2 separate regions of the Mus musculus genome follow, and region 1 is linked to region 2. A link is a loop called in an ENCODE intact Hi-C map of the cell type or tissue named here. Cell type or tissue: heart. All regions are shown on one strand.

Region 1 (8,000 bases), 190 kb after region 2:
TCAGATCATGCGCATGAGAAGACCCAGGGACTACAGAGTTCTCAGGACAGGACTTGTCTGAATGTTAGGCTATGGGTTTTGGGGGAAGAGGTCATTTCTTTAATTCTGAGCTCCACTATAGTTTAGACCCTGATTACCAGTCTCAACTTCTTAGGTTCAAGAAGGTTCAATGGTGAGCTGACTAAACCCCTGTGCATGTGACTCAGAATCCTGGTAATCTAAGAGCTAAGAGGATCTAGGTCTTCGATTAAACCAAGACCCACTCGAAGTTGTGCACGAGGGCTAAAATACTGACATCACATGAATTTCTAGCTGAAAGTTATTTGTTCTGCCAGTAGGATCTGATGGCCATTCTGATCAGCAATAAGGAAAGCCAGGAAGACACTCCTTTTTTTGTCCTACTTTGACAGGTCTGAGGGTACCCATGGCTTTAATTTAGATTGAGAGTCATTAATCCATGCTGAGATTTCCTTTTGGGGAAGCTGGAATGGAAATATGCTCGCAGGCCTAAAGCACCCCATCTGTGGCTCGCATCCTGAGATCCTGAGGAGATCTGTTTGTAGGTCAACCTGCACAGAGCAAAGCAGTTGATAATGGAGTGGGCAACTAGATGAGCTTGGGCTGTGTGTGGGCCTCCTGGCATCTGAGTTGTTGTCTCCAGGTGAAGGTATGGATCCATGGTGGTGGACTGGTTGTAGGATCTGCTTCCATGAATGACGGATCCACACTGGCAGCCACTGAGGAAATAGTAATTGTCGCCATCCAGTATCGCTTGGGGATCCTTAGCTTTTTCAGGTAAGCCTGGGACTGGCTGGGTAATGTGGCTGAGTAGATCATGGGCAGCCCTGTAGCTCTTCTTCCTGCTACTTCCAAGCACTAGAGACCAGGATGCCAAGGCAACATGGGTTACGTAGATATTTTTCTACAAGGAATGTTAGCTCCTTGGGGAAGGGGATAACCCATTAGATTGAAGTAGAGACTTGGATGCATACTGGATTCTGAGTGGTGAGGGAAGAGGGTATAAACTAGGTCTATGGTTTAGCATTGGACTACAGTTGCTAGAGTAGGGCCTGAGTTGGAACATGCATGAAGTGGCTAGGTATCATACTCTTGTCCTCCTTCCGTCTGTTGTTCATCTCACTGAGAAGGAGGAGCTGCTGAACAAAAGGGTGATAAAGTACTGAGCCAACTTTGCCAGACATGGGTGAGATTTCATCCCTCTCTTAACCTCTTTATGGTCAAGTTTCCATCTAGGGACCCAATGTTGGTGTGTTCCATTAGCATGCATGTGTCCTTAATTACATGATAGTCTTCAACTCAGGGCACACACAGGCAGATAACTTCTAGCTTTCAGTTACAGTTATCCCACAGAAACGGAGTGGGTGAGTCACACTTTTGTGGTGGGTGAGTCACACTTTTGTGGTAGCATTCTTTAGATTTTGCATTTGAGAGGGAGACACAAAATTAACCAAATTCCTTGCTTCACATGGAGTAGACACTGGTAGTGACACTTGTATGTATATTAGTACATTAGGTTATCTGATCCCTCAGTCCCTTGGTCATCTCATCTATGGCCCTAACCAAATTAGAGGGTCAGGCTTTGTGTCAGAGAGACCTTCACTCTTCCCTGCTGGGTGGCATATCCACAGGAACCCCAACAGTGAGAGTCTACCCTACTGGCCTGTGATGGACCATGATGAGCAGTATCTGCATCTGAACACCCAGCATGCTGTGGGTCGAGCACTGAAGGCCAGAAGGCTGCAGTTCTGGACCAAGACTCTGCCCCCAGAAGATCCAGGAGCTCAAGGGTTCTCAGGACAAGCATGCAGAGCCGTATCGTCCTGTGTCAGGAAAGGTGTGTGAGATTAAAAGCAGATGGTGTAATTCTGAGGTTACAAAGTCCATTTATTTATTTTTATTTGTTCCAACACTTATGTAAGCCTTTCTAATATCAGCATTTGCCCTTTCAGACATGTATGAAGAACAGTCTGTGTTATTTCTTATAATTCTGAGCAAACTTTCATTAGAGTCAATAATAGCTATTATAATAGTGTAGATATGAGCCCCAATGTACCCCCATCTTTTTTAACCCTTCACTGAGACTAGGCTCTTCATTCCTTCCTTCCTTCCTTTTTTTTCCTTTCTTCCTTCCTTCTTTCCTTTCATTATCTTCTCCCCATCCTCACTCTCCTCTTCGACAAGTCCCAGACCTTCTTGAAATGAAATGGGTGCTTCAGGGACTGTTGACTGCAGGAAATAGGTGGTATCAAATCCTGTATCCTCTCTCAGCATATTTATGATTACCATTAGAAAATCTGCTTTCTCTAAGTCCCTTTGCCTTAAGAATGCTGTTTCTAAAAGATCATAAACTACAAATTGGACTCATAGTGTACTGGCTAGTTTTGTGTCAACTTGACACAGCTGTAGTAATCACAGAGAAAGGAGCTTCAGTTGAGGAAATGCCTCCATGAGATCCAACTGTAAGGCATTTTCTCAATTAGTGATCAAGGGGGAAAGGCCCCTTGTGGGTGGGACCATCTCTGGGCTGGTAGTCTTGGGTTCTATAAGAAAGCAGGCTGAGCAAGCCAGGTGAGGCAAGCCAGTAAAGAACATCCCTCCATGGCCTCTGCATCAGCTCCTGCTTCCTGACCTGCTTGAGTTCCAGTCCTGACTTCCTTGGTGATGAACTGCAGTATGGAAGTGTAAGCCGAATAAACCCTTTCCTCCCCAACTTGCTTCTTGGTCATGATGTTTGTGCAGGAATAGAAACCCTGACTAAGACACATAGTATCTGTGGCCTCAGATGGGTGGAGGCTGAAATAGAAGGATTACATAAGTCTCCGGGCAAGCTAACAAGTCCCACATCTCTGAAACACACAAACAAAAAGAAAATTGTAACTTCAGTAACTTACAAATAGTAACAAACGTACAGTCTTATAAATTGTAAAATTTGGGGTCAAGATGTTCTCAGGGAAACCAGACTCAAGGATTACTGCTTGTGCCCTCTCCTGGTAGGATGTGTAAACAAGGCAGTTACAAGGATAATATTAAGTCCCTGCTGACTTGAACTGGGGGCAGGGAAGATCTTCCTGTCAGTGAGACTGACCATGTAGGATGCTTCCATTCTATATGTACAGCATTGATTTAAGTTCCCACTGCCAGCATGCCTCTGCTCATCATCTCTGGATAGACACACTAAGCTGGGTGTCAGTTAGATTTGAGACTGTTAATAATTATCTCATTTTTGATAGTTTGAGCGTGGATTGTTTTTATGGCACTATGGATTGATCTTAGGACTTGTGCATGTTGGGCAATGGTTCCACCCATGAACTACACCCTCAGACCACTGTGGGCTGTTTAAATGAAATTAAATTAATCTCTTTTAGGTGTCTGTTTTAGTAAGTCTGGGAAAATTCTCAAGGCGTGCAACTGTCATCAGATCAGATTTACAACATTCCCCCCTTGCTTCCCATCAGCCTTCCCTTGGGTCCTTTTCTGCCATCCACTGCCTTTAATCCCATTTCAAAGAAAACATGACATTGCTTTATCTTACTATACTGGGACTTGTCTCTAATCCAAAATAAATAAAATGTTTTGTGACTGGTTAGGTCACTTCACATAATGTGTTTGTTTCCTTTTATTGTTGAATGACATCCATGTGTGCACACAACACATTCTATCCACTCACCAGACTATGCACAATTGTTGCCCTTGTTTATTACCTCTGTTTTTGGAGACATGGTTTCTATGTAGCCCAGGAGTGCCCTGAACACATGATCTCACTGCCTTAGCAGTGTGGATTACAGGGTTATAGGGACACCCATCCTATGTTTGAGTTTTAATAAGTTGTATGGATATCCTCACACATTATTTTATGTGATCTCATGTATTACATTTTTGAATTTCCAATCTAGAGCAGAATTCCTATGTCATGAGACACCTGTTAAACATTTAAAGAAGTTGTAAGACCAGGGATATAGCAGTAGTAGACAGCTTGCCCTGCATGTACAAAGCCCTAGGCACCATAAAAAATAAAAAAAAAAAAGAAAGAAAAACCAGCTCAGATGATGTAGGCTTATAATCCCAGCTACTCAGAGAGCTACTGTAGCCAGGGATCACAAGTTAAGGTCAGCCTGAACTATACAGCAAAACTCCAGGCAAAACTGGAAAAATTACTTGTGGTCTATCCCCACATAAAAAGTTCCAAAAATGGCCTATAGGTGGCAATGGTTCTGCCTTTAATCCAGCACCCAGGTGGATCTCTAACCAAACCAGCTCAGTCAACAGGGTCTCAAGCAAGGGAGTGAGGGTTGAAAAAGGGAAAGTTAGACAAAATTATAACCTGACTGCAGCCCGTACTGAAGCTGAAACAGCTTCATGTCTCTCCAGCCTGCTTTTATATCATTCTAGGTATAGCCAAAAGCCATGGTCAGTTCTTAGATCAAAGACAAAGTAAAGCAAAGTGGGAAACAAGGAGATTATACAAGAAAGCAATCAAGCAGAGGCGTAAGCAAAAGGATCACACAGGCAATGATTAAGGAAAGTAGTAAGGGAGGGGATCACACAAGGAAGTAATGCAGCTAAGAAGTAAACAAAGCCCCATGGTCCCTGTTTCTGACATTCTTATCTGAGTCTACTTCCTTGTCTAACCCCAGTGACAAATGCCAAATTCCTAGAAGCAGCACCAAAAGCTCTCAACAGATCTCTGAGTTGCAGGCCAGCCTGGTCTGCAGAGGGAGTTCCAAGACAGCCAGGGCTACACAGAGAAACCCTGTCTTGACAAAAACAAAAGCAAAAACAAAACAGTACCGAAAAAAAAAATCATAAACATCTAACTAGACTTAGAGTGTTACTAAGATGGGGGAGGAGGAGAAAGAAGGAAGAAGAAAAAGAAGAGGAAGGGAGAGGAGGATGGGGATGGAGCAGGGGGAGGAGCAGGGGGAGGAGGAGGGAGAAGAGTGTGGAGGAGGGGAGGAAAGGGAGAGAAGAAGAAGAAGAAGAAGAAGAAGAAGAAGAAGAGGAGGAGGAGGAGGAGGAGGAGGAGGAGGAGGAGGAGGAGGAGGAGGAGGAGGACAGAAGGAGAAATGGAGTTGGTAGGAAAATGTGGTGGTGTGGTTGGGGGTCTTGAGAGTGAGGGGAGTAGGGTGCACTGTGTTAGTTTATGAAATTACCAAAGGGGAAACCGCCAAGGATCTGGGCACAAAGCTCAGGGGTGGAGGACTTACCTGGCACATGAGAGACCATACATCCAATTCTCTGTGTCCTCTTCAGAAGCTCTGGGGTAACTGCCTACATTGGAGCTCATTGAGTGTCCAATCTCCACATCCATTTCTTACCAACAACCAAGCTTTTTCATGTCTACCGATGATTTATAACACATTTGATAAGCTGCAGGCCTGCTGCCTCCATCAGCTCAAGCTGCCATAAGAAAAAGAGCATAAGCTGTCAGCTAGTTCAGTCATGAGATGGATATCCATGGTTCAGCACCTTGGAAGACAGAAGCAGGAGGGTTTCGTGAGCTCAAGAGCTAGCGGACTGATTATATGTATGTATGTATGTATGTATGTATGTGTATATATATATATATATATATATGAATGAATCATTACATGTGTGGCTTATAAACAATACAAATGTGTTTATAGTTGTGGAAATCACGAAGCTCAAGGTTGAGATACCAGCATATGTGCTATGTGATGAGGGCTAGCTCTCTTTGCTAAAGATGCAAAGTTGAACTTTGTGTCTTCGACTGGGCAGACAGGATAAATAATGGTGTTCAAGATCTGGACACATTGTGTTCATGTGCGAAACTATCAAAGGATAAATAAAACCCCAAGGTTCTTGGAATACAGCTCAGTGGTAGAGCACTTATCTAGAGCATGAAGACCCTAGATACAGTTCTCTGTAGTGACTTTCCAGATCTCCTGAAACAATTCTTAAAGAAGAAATTCATACTAACGTCCCATTGGAGAAGAGGTTTCACCATAGGCATGTGATACACCAACTTTCAGATCATAGCACTTAGAGGTCTCCGTATCAGTCACCAAGGTTGTGAACAATGGAAAACAACTCTATCTATTGTGTTTGGAAATCAAATGTCATCTATGATTGATATTTAAAACAATCTATTGTCAGTCCCGAGATGTAAAGTAGTATAAGTTTTATTAGAAATATGTCTGGGTATCTGTTAGCTTTTTGAGCCGGAGGCAGTGTGTGTGAGTGTGTATATCTATGCATGTGGGTGTCTATGTATGTGTATTTGTGTATGCTTATTATGTGGATGGATCTGGAGGATATCATCCTGAGTGAAGTAACCCAATCACAAAAGAACACACATGATATGGACTCACTGATAAGTGGATATTAGCCCAGAAACTCAGAATACCCAAGATACAATTTGCAAAACACATGAAATTCAAGAAGAAGGAAGACCAAAGTGTGGATACTTCGGTCTTCTTAGAAGAGGGAACAAAATTCCCATGGAAGGAGTTACAAAGTATAGAGCTGAGACTGAAGGAAGGACCATCCAGAGACTGCCCCACCCTGGAATCCATCCCATAAACAACCATCAAACCCAGACACTATTGCAGATGACATCCAAATTTTGCTGACAGGACCCTGATATAGCTGTCTCCTGTGAGCCTCTGCCAGTTCCTGGCAAATACAGAAGTGGAAGCTCACAGTCATCTATTGGATGGAACACAGAACCCCAATGAAGGAGCTAGAGAAAGTACTCAAGGAGCTGAAGGGGTCTGCAGCCCTATAGGAGGAACAACAATATGAACTAACCAGTAACCCCAGAACTCCCTGGGACTAAACCACCAATCAAAGAAAACACATAGTGGGACTCATGTCTCTATTTGCATATGTAGCAGAGGATGGCCTAGTCGGCCATCAATGGGAAGAGAGGCCCTTGGTCCTATAAAGGCTCTATGCCCCAGAATAGGTGAATGCCAGTGCCAGGAAGCAGGAGTTATATGTAAGTACACTATAGCTGTCTTCAGACACTCCAGAAGAGAGCATCAGATTTCGTTATGGATGGTTGTGAGCCACCATGTGGTTGCTGGGATTTGAACTCAGGACCTTTGGAAGAGCAGTCCGCACTCTTAACCACTGAGCCATCTCACCAGCCCCCAAAGAACCATTCTTGATAAGATATTGGCACAGCGAGTTAAGCAATATGGAAGAAACAACATGGAAAGACAGCACAGCAGAATGCCAAGGGAGGAAAACGTGCTTTCTCTTTAATTTCCATCAGCATATTTGCTATACTGTATTGACAGAGGAAATGTAAGCTGCAAAAACTGTATTTGGTAATGAGTAATAATATTCTTTTGGAAAACTCTTAACTGGTCCTAAAGGACACATTTGACCTTAATAATAGGTATCTAAACAAATCAACGAACATCCTATTTCTTGCTGAGGCCTTTGTTTAGAAATCCCGTTGATTCTGTCTCCTACTGCACTGAAATCTGAGTACAATAGGCCAAGGAAATTCAGGTGTGTACAGATTGGGCAGAGAAACAGGGATTGCTCCCATGTAACCCGAGTCTCTTCAGAGAAAACACAGAGGCCTCTGCAGCCACAATTATCCCAATGAGTGGTTAAGGTTTCCAGGGCCAGAGCAGCAGTGCTCCTGCATGCTAGCAGGGAACAGTGAGAAAGTGTGACCTTAACACCATTCAGGGTCTACCGTGTGTCTGAGAATAAACCTGCTGAAAGACATGTTCAGCCTCATGGCAAGATTATGAAATCCGGCTAATGGATATCAAAGGAAAACTTAAATGAGTCGGGAAATATGCCGTATTCCCAGGTGTGAAATTATTACCACAGAGATGGCAGTTCAATTTGGATTTAAGCTCTGAATCTACAAATGGCATTTCAAGTGAACAGGGGACTGTCTATGGAACTTTACAAGGTGATATTAAAATTTAAAACTTCACAACCAATCAAAGTCCTGAGAATGAGTGATAGTTTAATACCCGGTTACAAACGAGACA
Region 2 (8,000 bases):
GCCAACTTTTGGGTTCAGCATTTTTATCTGACCAAGGAAGAGTTTGGGCTATTTAAGAGTCTTCTCCAAAGATGAGCTTGGTGCATAAAACTTATAGTTGCTGCTAACACACATTGAGTTCTTGTTTATTTTTATTTAATATTTTATTTTTAACTAAGTGTGAGCATGTGTCTCTATGTGGGTATGTCACGTGACTGCAGATGGCCAGGGAGGGAAGATGAGGGCGTTGGCTCTCTTGGAGTTGGAGTTACAGGTAGTGTTGTGAGCTGCCCAGTATGTATTAGGAACCAAACTCAGGTCCTCTTTAGGCGCACATAACACTGAGCCATCTTTCCAGCCTCAGGAGCATTCTTTTATGCTAGCTGTGTGAGCGGAGAACTGAGAAGAAAACAGACTGAGGCCCACCGTGCACTCCAGGCCTTGGCCCTCCGGGATTTCATCCTTACTGAGAATCTACTTGTAAAAACAGTTTTTGTGTTGACAGCAGCATAAAGCCAGTCCCAGGGGAAAGTCTAGGCTGCTGTCTCCAGGGAACGCAAGACCCCCCACTCCAAGATGGCACCATGCCTCAATACACCCAAAATCATATTGTTCAGTGGGTCCTTATTAAAAACTGTAGGTGGAGTGGCTGGAGAGATGGCTTTGCAATTAATAGCACAAGTGTACCACCGTGCCTGGCAGCATCGGGAATCTGAAGTCAGGTTCAATTCCTATCACCCACATGGAGATTCACAATCATCCAAAACGTACAGTTCAAGGGGGATCGTAGGCCCTCTTCTGACCGTGGGCACTGTGTACACACCGTGTACATATATGCACCCAGGCAAAACACTCGTACATAAAATAAAACTAATTTTTTTTAGTGCATACACAGAAGTCTTAGGCTTCCCCCCCCTTCATTATTGCTAATAATAAAAAGTTCTGCTAACTCTTGATATTGTTTTGGGTATTAGGAATCAGCCTACATTGCCTCAATTTACACACTCCAATGTCCTATTTTTTTTTTTTTTAAAGATTTATTTATTTATTATATGTAAGTACACTGTAGCTGTCTTCAGACACTCCAGAAGAGGGCGTCAGATCTTGTTACAGATGGTTGTGAGCCATCATGTGGTTGCTGGGATTTGAACTCTGGACCTTCGGAAGAGCAGTCGGGTGCTCTTACCCACTGAGCCATCTCACCAGCCCCCCTTTTTTTTTTTTTTTTAGAACATAAAACTAGGACAGAGGCTGAAGAAAGCTCAGTCTGCCCAGGCATGAAGACCTGGGTTAGATCCTGCACAAGCAAACATGCCAGCAAGCACATCTAATCCCAGTGTTGGAGACAGACTGGCAAGTCCTTGGCTCAGTGGTTAAGAGCACTGACTGCTCTTCCGAAGGTTCTGAGTTCAAATCCCAGCAACCACATGGTGGCTCACAGCCATCCATAATGAGATCTGATGCGCTCTTCTGGGGTGTCTGAAGACAGCTACAGTGTACTTACATATAATAATAAATAAATTAAAAAAAAAAAGTCCTTGGGGCTCAATGGCCACCTAGCCTAATGAGTTGAATTGGCAAGCCCTAGGTCAACCAAGAGACAACTTGTCTTAAAAAACAAGGTGTGTTACTTCTGAGGAATGACATCTGGCCTTCACACAGGTGCCTGCATCCACACCCATATAAACATTATCTGCATGGGTGCACATGCATGGGTGCAGCTGTATGAGCACACCTGCATGAATGTACCTGCATGCACATGCATGCACACACACACTAGAAGACAGAGAAAAATTTAAAAAAAAACTATAAAAATGACCAGAAAGGAAAAAAAAAACCCACAAAGATAACAAACAAACAAACAAACAAAACCCTTGGCTGTTGTTTTTGAGACAGGACCTTACTATGTAGCCCTGGCTGGCCTGAAACTTGCTATGCAAACCAGGCTAGCCCCAAACTCATAGAGATCCACTTGCCTTTAAATCCCAGAAGTTGGGATTAAAAGCCATCACACCTGGCCCCTCAATCTCTCCACCCCGCAGTTTTCTCTTTGAAACAGAGATTCGCTGACAGGTCTGAACCCTAGATCCTCCAAACCATTAGGACCACCACCACCCAGTTGGAAAAATTAACTGAATAGATTTAGCCTTTCATATCTAGAATTTTTATTCTATTACTTGATGTTACTAAATACCCCTAAGTAGTCCCTAACCTTGGTGGCCCTCTGAATTGTCCGTGGTCAGATTCCCAAGTCACTGGCTCCATCTGGGACTGGTGAATTTCTATTGACTGTTTATTGGAGTGTCTTGGTCCCATTGGCCTCTGACCTTTTCTGCTCTCTGCATACATAACTTAGTCTGAGCAATGGCTTGGACGGGGCATCGGAGCATAGCAAGGATGTCAGGATTCCTCTCCTGACTTTCACTGCCAGGGGAATAAGCGGGTTGGGATCCAGGAAAGCAGTCTGTGGAGGAGCCCCCTGGAGCCCGCTGTATCTTTGCCCACAACTCTGCCTGCCTTTCCCAGACTTTATAAAGCCCTCATCTACCCCCAGCTCCCTGCGGTAGAGAAACAGGATGTTTTCCTAGGGCTGTGGTTCTGTCCACAGTGCACAAGCCTTGGGTGTCCCGGAGCTGGTCATTTAGGCTAGCTAAGGGCTAAGAAACTCATCACGGGGCAGGGAAGGGACATCCAGGGACAGGAGAACAAAAATTAAAGCCTGGAATCTGCTCCAGTCTGTTGTGTCTGGCCAGTAGATCACAACCTGGGTTCTAGCCTGGAAAGGCATTTTGGAAACCTGGAAGAGAAGAGGGGCTAGGCGGCGAGAGAAAGAAATGCAGCTAAGACAGACATTCTGATCAAAGCTCAATTTTACTGTTCCGCACGCAGTTATGAAGCAGGGGAAGGGGCCCGATTCCCGCCAATTAATCTTGGAATCCAATAGCTGGGTGACCTCGTGCACGGCTCCGAACAGCAAAGCGGCAGATTCCAGCAGTGGGCGTGGCAGAACGATTGAGCGGGAAGCTCCACCCCTGAGCAAGCAGGTTTCAGGCTGAGGGAGGGGGGACTACACCAGTCGACTCTGGAGACCAGGCTTCTGAGGCAGTGACAGTGGGATAGTCCTAGGGATGTGGAGACAGGCTTCCTAAATGTGAACATCTGGGCAAGTGACCTGTCAGGACAGAAAAGGATTGTGCAGGATAATCTGGGCATGGTGTTGTGGAGACTCAAGGATTAAGAGTTCAAGGTCATGCTCAGATGCCCGATAAGTACCTCCTGCCCCTCCCATACACTCACTCCTGTTCCACCCCAGGGATGTGAAAACTGGTTGTGAAATGAGTTAGGAAAGATGGCTGAATAGACACCCAGGAAAAGAGAAGGATCCGCAAAAAGAGGAGGTTGGAGAATAGGAGGAAAACAGCCAGCTGTGGTGGGGAAGCAAAAAAGAAGAGAGTAGTTTGTCCGTGAGGATCTGGTATCAGAACTCAGATACGGATGGACGGAAGTAGCCAATTAGCTACAAGAAGCTCCACAGCAGAAGAGGCAAGGGTTGAATTATAATCTCGCATGGGTCTAGATGGTGAGACAGGAGCAGACTTTGGTCCCGTGAGAAGAGGGCTTTCTGAAACAAAGCAACGTGGCGGGTGGGCGAGGTGGTGGGGCCGCCACCCTCACCCAGAGAAGAGGATGCAAAGTTTACTTAGGATTTTGCTGCCCCCAAATAGGGCTGGAGCATGGAAGAATGGGAGAATGGGGTGTCTTGAGCCCCACCTGGTGGCTGGATCACTAATTGATGCGGGTACTGGGATAGGAAGGGTCCTGGGGTAGGGAGCCATCAGCTTTGGTTATGAGGCGATAGCAGACACAGACACTGCCTCTAGATGTCGCCATTCAGCTGCGCTGGTGCCTGCAGAAGCTGGATTGAGGAAGGTTGTCCTGAGCTGATGAGATTCTGAGTCCTGAAACTCCAATTAGAGCGGAGTTTCCCTGGAGTGCAGCCTGGTATACCTTCAGGAAGACTCACGGGACTCTGGGCACCTTTGGGGCTGAGGTTAAGTGGGGACTAAGGTAAAGGCTCTGTCTTGTGCCGAGGCCGTCCAGGCTTGCCAGAGCAGGAGGTGGTAGGCCGTGTAAAGTGGCTGCCACTTCGGCGAGTTGTCTTCAGCGTTCTTGTTTTCCTCTGTGAACTCCGCAGTAAATCTAACAAACTCCTTTTTTATTCTGCCCTTTATGGCCAGTGCCACAGACTGCCGGCCTCTCTGCAATTTCTGCACTCCTCTTGTCCCAGCTTTAAGAATAGTACAAATCACTTCTGTGCCCCAAATGGAAGCTGCCCCTGCAGTCAGATGCAACTACCATACAGGTCAAATCTGACCTGTTGCTCCTCTGTCCCCTTCATGAGCCTTTGGTTGAGAGCTCAGAATCCTCTTTCGTAGTCGGGCCTCCCTCTCTGCCACAGTCATGAGGAGTGTTGTTAGAATGTTATAAAGGCTGTGGGCTTCTGTTCTCCCTGACTGAGACACCTGGCACTCTCTACCTTCTCTTGGCTTACCCAGATCTCTCAGCCTGATCCTGCTAGATTTACAGCTTATCTGGAAGACTCCCTGACTTTCTAGGCCTCTCTCCCAAGCAACCCCTTCTATTTTTAGCTCTGAATGGTCCTATTTCATCTCTCCAAGTGTCTCCCATCTCATCTGTCTGTCTACTTTCTTTGCAGCATCAGGATTCTGGTCTGGCTTTACCCTGGGTAACCGTGGGGTCAGCCCGGCATCTGGCATGATGTATACTGTTGTGGGGGAGGCTGGGGATGTAGCTGAGTGGTAGGGCACTTGCCTAACACTTATGAGGCCATGGGTACAATCCCCAGCATCTGTCTACCTATTATAGATAGGTAGATAGATAGGTAGATAGATAGATGAGATTGATAGCAGATAGGTGATAAATAGATAATAGATAGATGGTAGACAAGTAGATAGGTAGATAAGCAAAATGGTAGGATGAAAGAATTGAAAAAAAGAGGAAGATTTTGACCTTTCTCAATAAGATAAAATCACATTTCCTCAAAAATTGTGCTGTTCTTCTGGCCACTCTGGGGATAGAGACTAGAGTCTTCTGCCTTTTGCTTCTTATTGTGATTTATATGATAATCTCAACTTCTTTCCCATCCCCTTGTCCATTGCTGGGGTCTAATTAACCTTTTCCTCTTTTTGTTTGAGACAGGTTTTGCTATATAGCTCAGGATGGCTGTAAACTTTCCATCGTCTTTCTTTAGCCCTCCCAGTTGCTGGGCTTAGGGGTTGGCTCCATTACTGGAATTCCCCTTCTCTTGATTCTTAGGGACCATAGGGACTTACTTTGTGTGTTTTGTTGTTCTTTAAATATGTAAGTACACTGTAGCTGTTTTTTTGTTTTTTTTGTTTTTGTTTGAGACAGGGTTTCTCTGTGTAGCCCTGGCTGTCCTGGAACTTACTTTGTAGACCAGGCTGGCCTCGAACTCAGAAATCTGCCTGCCTCTGCCTCCCGATTGCTGGGATTACAAAGCCTACAAAGCATTCTCCCGTGGAGATACATTCATCAGGTCTTTTATTTTAATGCTGTTTTCTTTGTTGTTGTTGCTGCTTTGAAATAGAATCTTATGTCGCCCAAGCTGGCCCTCAAGCTTGCTATGTAGCTGAAGTTGACCTCCAACTTCTGATTCTCCTATCTATCTCAAAAGCTGAGATTAGAGCAGCATCACAGCCCCACTCGTCTGGAAATTCCTTTTATTAACAATGAAAAAGCCCTCAGAGGTATCTACCACTCTTTCCTGATTCTAAGTGAGGAAAACATCTCAGTCCCTTCCTGACCTGTGGGGCTAAGCGCAATCTGACTCCACTCACCCTTCACATCTCCTACTGCTTCAGCTGCTCTGATCTGTTTTCATTCAGGGAAGGACTATCACAGGGGCTCAATTTATGACCATTTAAAATAATAAACCTGGCTACATTTCTGTATGTTCTGATTAGATGCTGTGTGGAACACTTTACACATATAATCTTCTTTAAGCTAGGTGTGCCTCCATCCTCATCCACCTCAGCTTGTACTTGGGAGGTTGAAGCAAGAGGTTTGTGGTTTGTGAGTTCCAGGCTAGCCTGGGATATGTATTGAAACTCTCAAAAGCAAGCAAGCAAACAAACAAATAAACAAAAACAAAAAGCAATCACGGCACAGATCTATAATGCCAACACTTGGGAGACAGAAGCAGGAGGATCAGGAGTTCAAAGCCATCCTAAGCTATATATTGAGTTTGAGGCCAGCATAAGCTATCCTGAGACCCTCTCTCAAAACCAACACAGAACAACCCCCAAACTATGTGGTATCTTATTTAACCCTCACACAACCCCTGGAAGGAATGTTGCTATCCCATTTTATACTCAGAAAAACTGAAGCTGGATAGATGAATGCAGTGGCCAAGCTCACAGATGCAGTAAGGTAGAGCTGAGCTTCAAATCCTGGTGCTTGGCTCTGCAAGTTTCTTCCTCATATCCATGCAGCTGTACTGAATGCATATTCTTCTAATAGGAATGGGCCTTACCAGCTGCCCAAATGATCCACGGGAAGGTGTGAGGTGTGAGTCCACAGAAGCAACAGAAGTAAAAACTTTAAGGTAGCAAGGTGTGAACTGGAAGGAAAAGGAGAGATCTGCCTCAAGGCGAGAACCTCTGTCTGTATGTGGAGCAGGAGCTATAGAGATACAACTCTAGGCAATGGTCAGGGATCCTGTGGATGGATTTTCTCTGTATCCCCAGCCAGCTGGGCCTTTCAGTCTAGGAGAGCATGTGCAAGCCAGGGACTGTGTGCCTCCAGCAAGCAAGAGGGGCCAGGAGACCTGGGTCTGCCTCTCTTTACTGATCCCATGGTATTGCCTGGTCTCTGATTCAGTCCCCTCATCTTGTCCCTGGGTCTGGCATCTCTGACTTGGAGATGAGTCCAGAACCCCTTAGGCACACAGTGAGGCTTGCTCTTCTACCCAACACCTGTGAACATTTATTCAGAGGGAGGGAGGAAGGGAGGGATAGAGGGAGGGACAGGCAAGGGATTTGAACAAAAATGGTCATGGCATTGGTGTTTGTAAGAGAGGAACAGTGTTGACGTGGCTTCACCCAGCACAAGACACAGACCCTGAAACAGCCGTTTCAGCAGGCTTTAAATGTGACTGTGAAAAGCAACCATGACGACTGCTGAACTTTATGGAAGATATTATAAATAAGTAGCTCGATGGGAGATCAACAGAATATTCAGTGCGACCCCAAGTTGAAATCCTCCAGTCCCTCCTGCTTTCTCCTCCACCAGCTCCCTCGTGGCTTACCCCATTGGCCAGGCTAGCAGTGGGGGAGGGGAGTGAGACTATCTTGGGAAGGGGATGAGATCATTCTAAGGCTGGCTGATTTAGACCCGGGTAACTTTTTCCACCCATATGGCTCTCAGAGACTTCTGCACTGGCTCATAAACCTTGGCGCCGGCCTCAGGGATTGGCCGTGAGGCCCCTCCTCACTGTGGAGATGATGGCCAAAGCTGGAAGGGGCTGAGGCTTAAGTTGAAACAGAGTGGCAGAGGCAGGTGGAGGCATGGTCCAATGGGGACCCAGCAAGAACTTTGCAGCTATTGGAGCTAGGTGTCCTGAAGCTCTTTAGGAGCCTATGTAGGTAGATAGTGAATTTTGTGGGTGAAAAGTCACCTTGCTAAGAGCAGAGCTACAGCCCTGGCAGTTCCTCTAACACCTGTATTTGGGGATTCCACTTGTCCAGCCTGGTTCTCCCCTAAAGGATCTCTGTTTGGGCTCTAATCCTGCAAGGGGTAGATGGGGAGGGAAGAGGTCTGGGCTTGGGAGAGATCAAGGTTCAAGTCTGAGTCAGTGTATAATTAGGTTCAGTTCACTCTCTCCTGAGCCTCTCTAGCCAGGCCACCGAAGACCCAAGTTACAGCCTTGAGGAAATCGTAGTCTTAGTCTTTGAGCTTCTCTGAGACATTTCCTAGCTTGT

The links. Peaks named below come from ENCODE experiments on the same cell type or tissue, not always from the same donor. Only the 100,000 strongest peaks of a DNase experiment are listed, where the experiment ranks them.
Region 1: it touches region 2 in a loop (12-fold over the local background); 2 of 42 quality-filtered maps call a loop at or near these places.

The regions. Positions count from the first base shown.
Region 1 is chr8:104,785,861-104,793,860 of GRCm38, forward strand. It overlaps the pseudogene Gm6831. Among named protein-coding and RNA genes, the nearest start is that of 4932416K20Rik, 4.9 kb to the right of the region's middle. In heart, a CTCF peak has its summit at 4,211 (motif pointing right); no DNase peak of the experiment used is centred here.
Region 2 is chr8:104,599,078-104,607,077 of GRCm38, forward strand. It overlaps a transcript of Cdh16 not described here. Among named protein-coding and RNA genes, the nearest start is that of Pdp2, 12 kb to the left of the region's middle. In heart, CTCF peaks have their summits at 3,798 (motif pointing left) and 3,999; DNase peaks (open chromatin) are centred at 3,834 and 7,474; H3K4me3 peaks cover 1,712 bases; H3K27ac peaks cover 5,595 bases.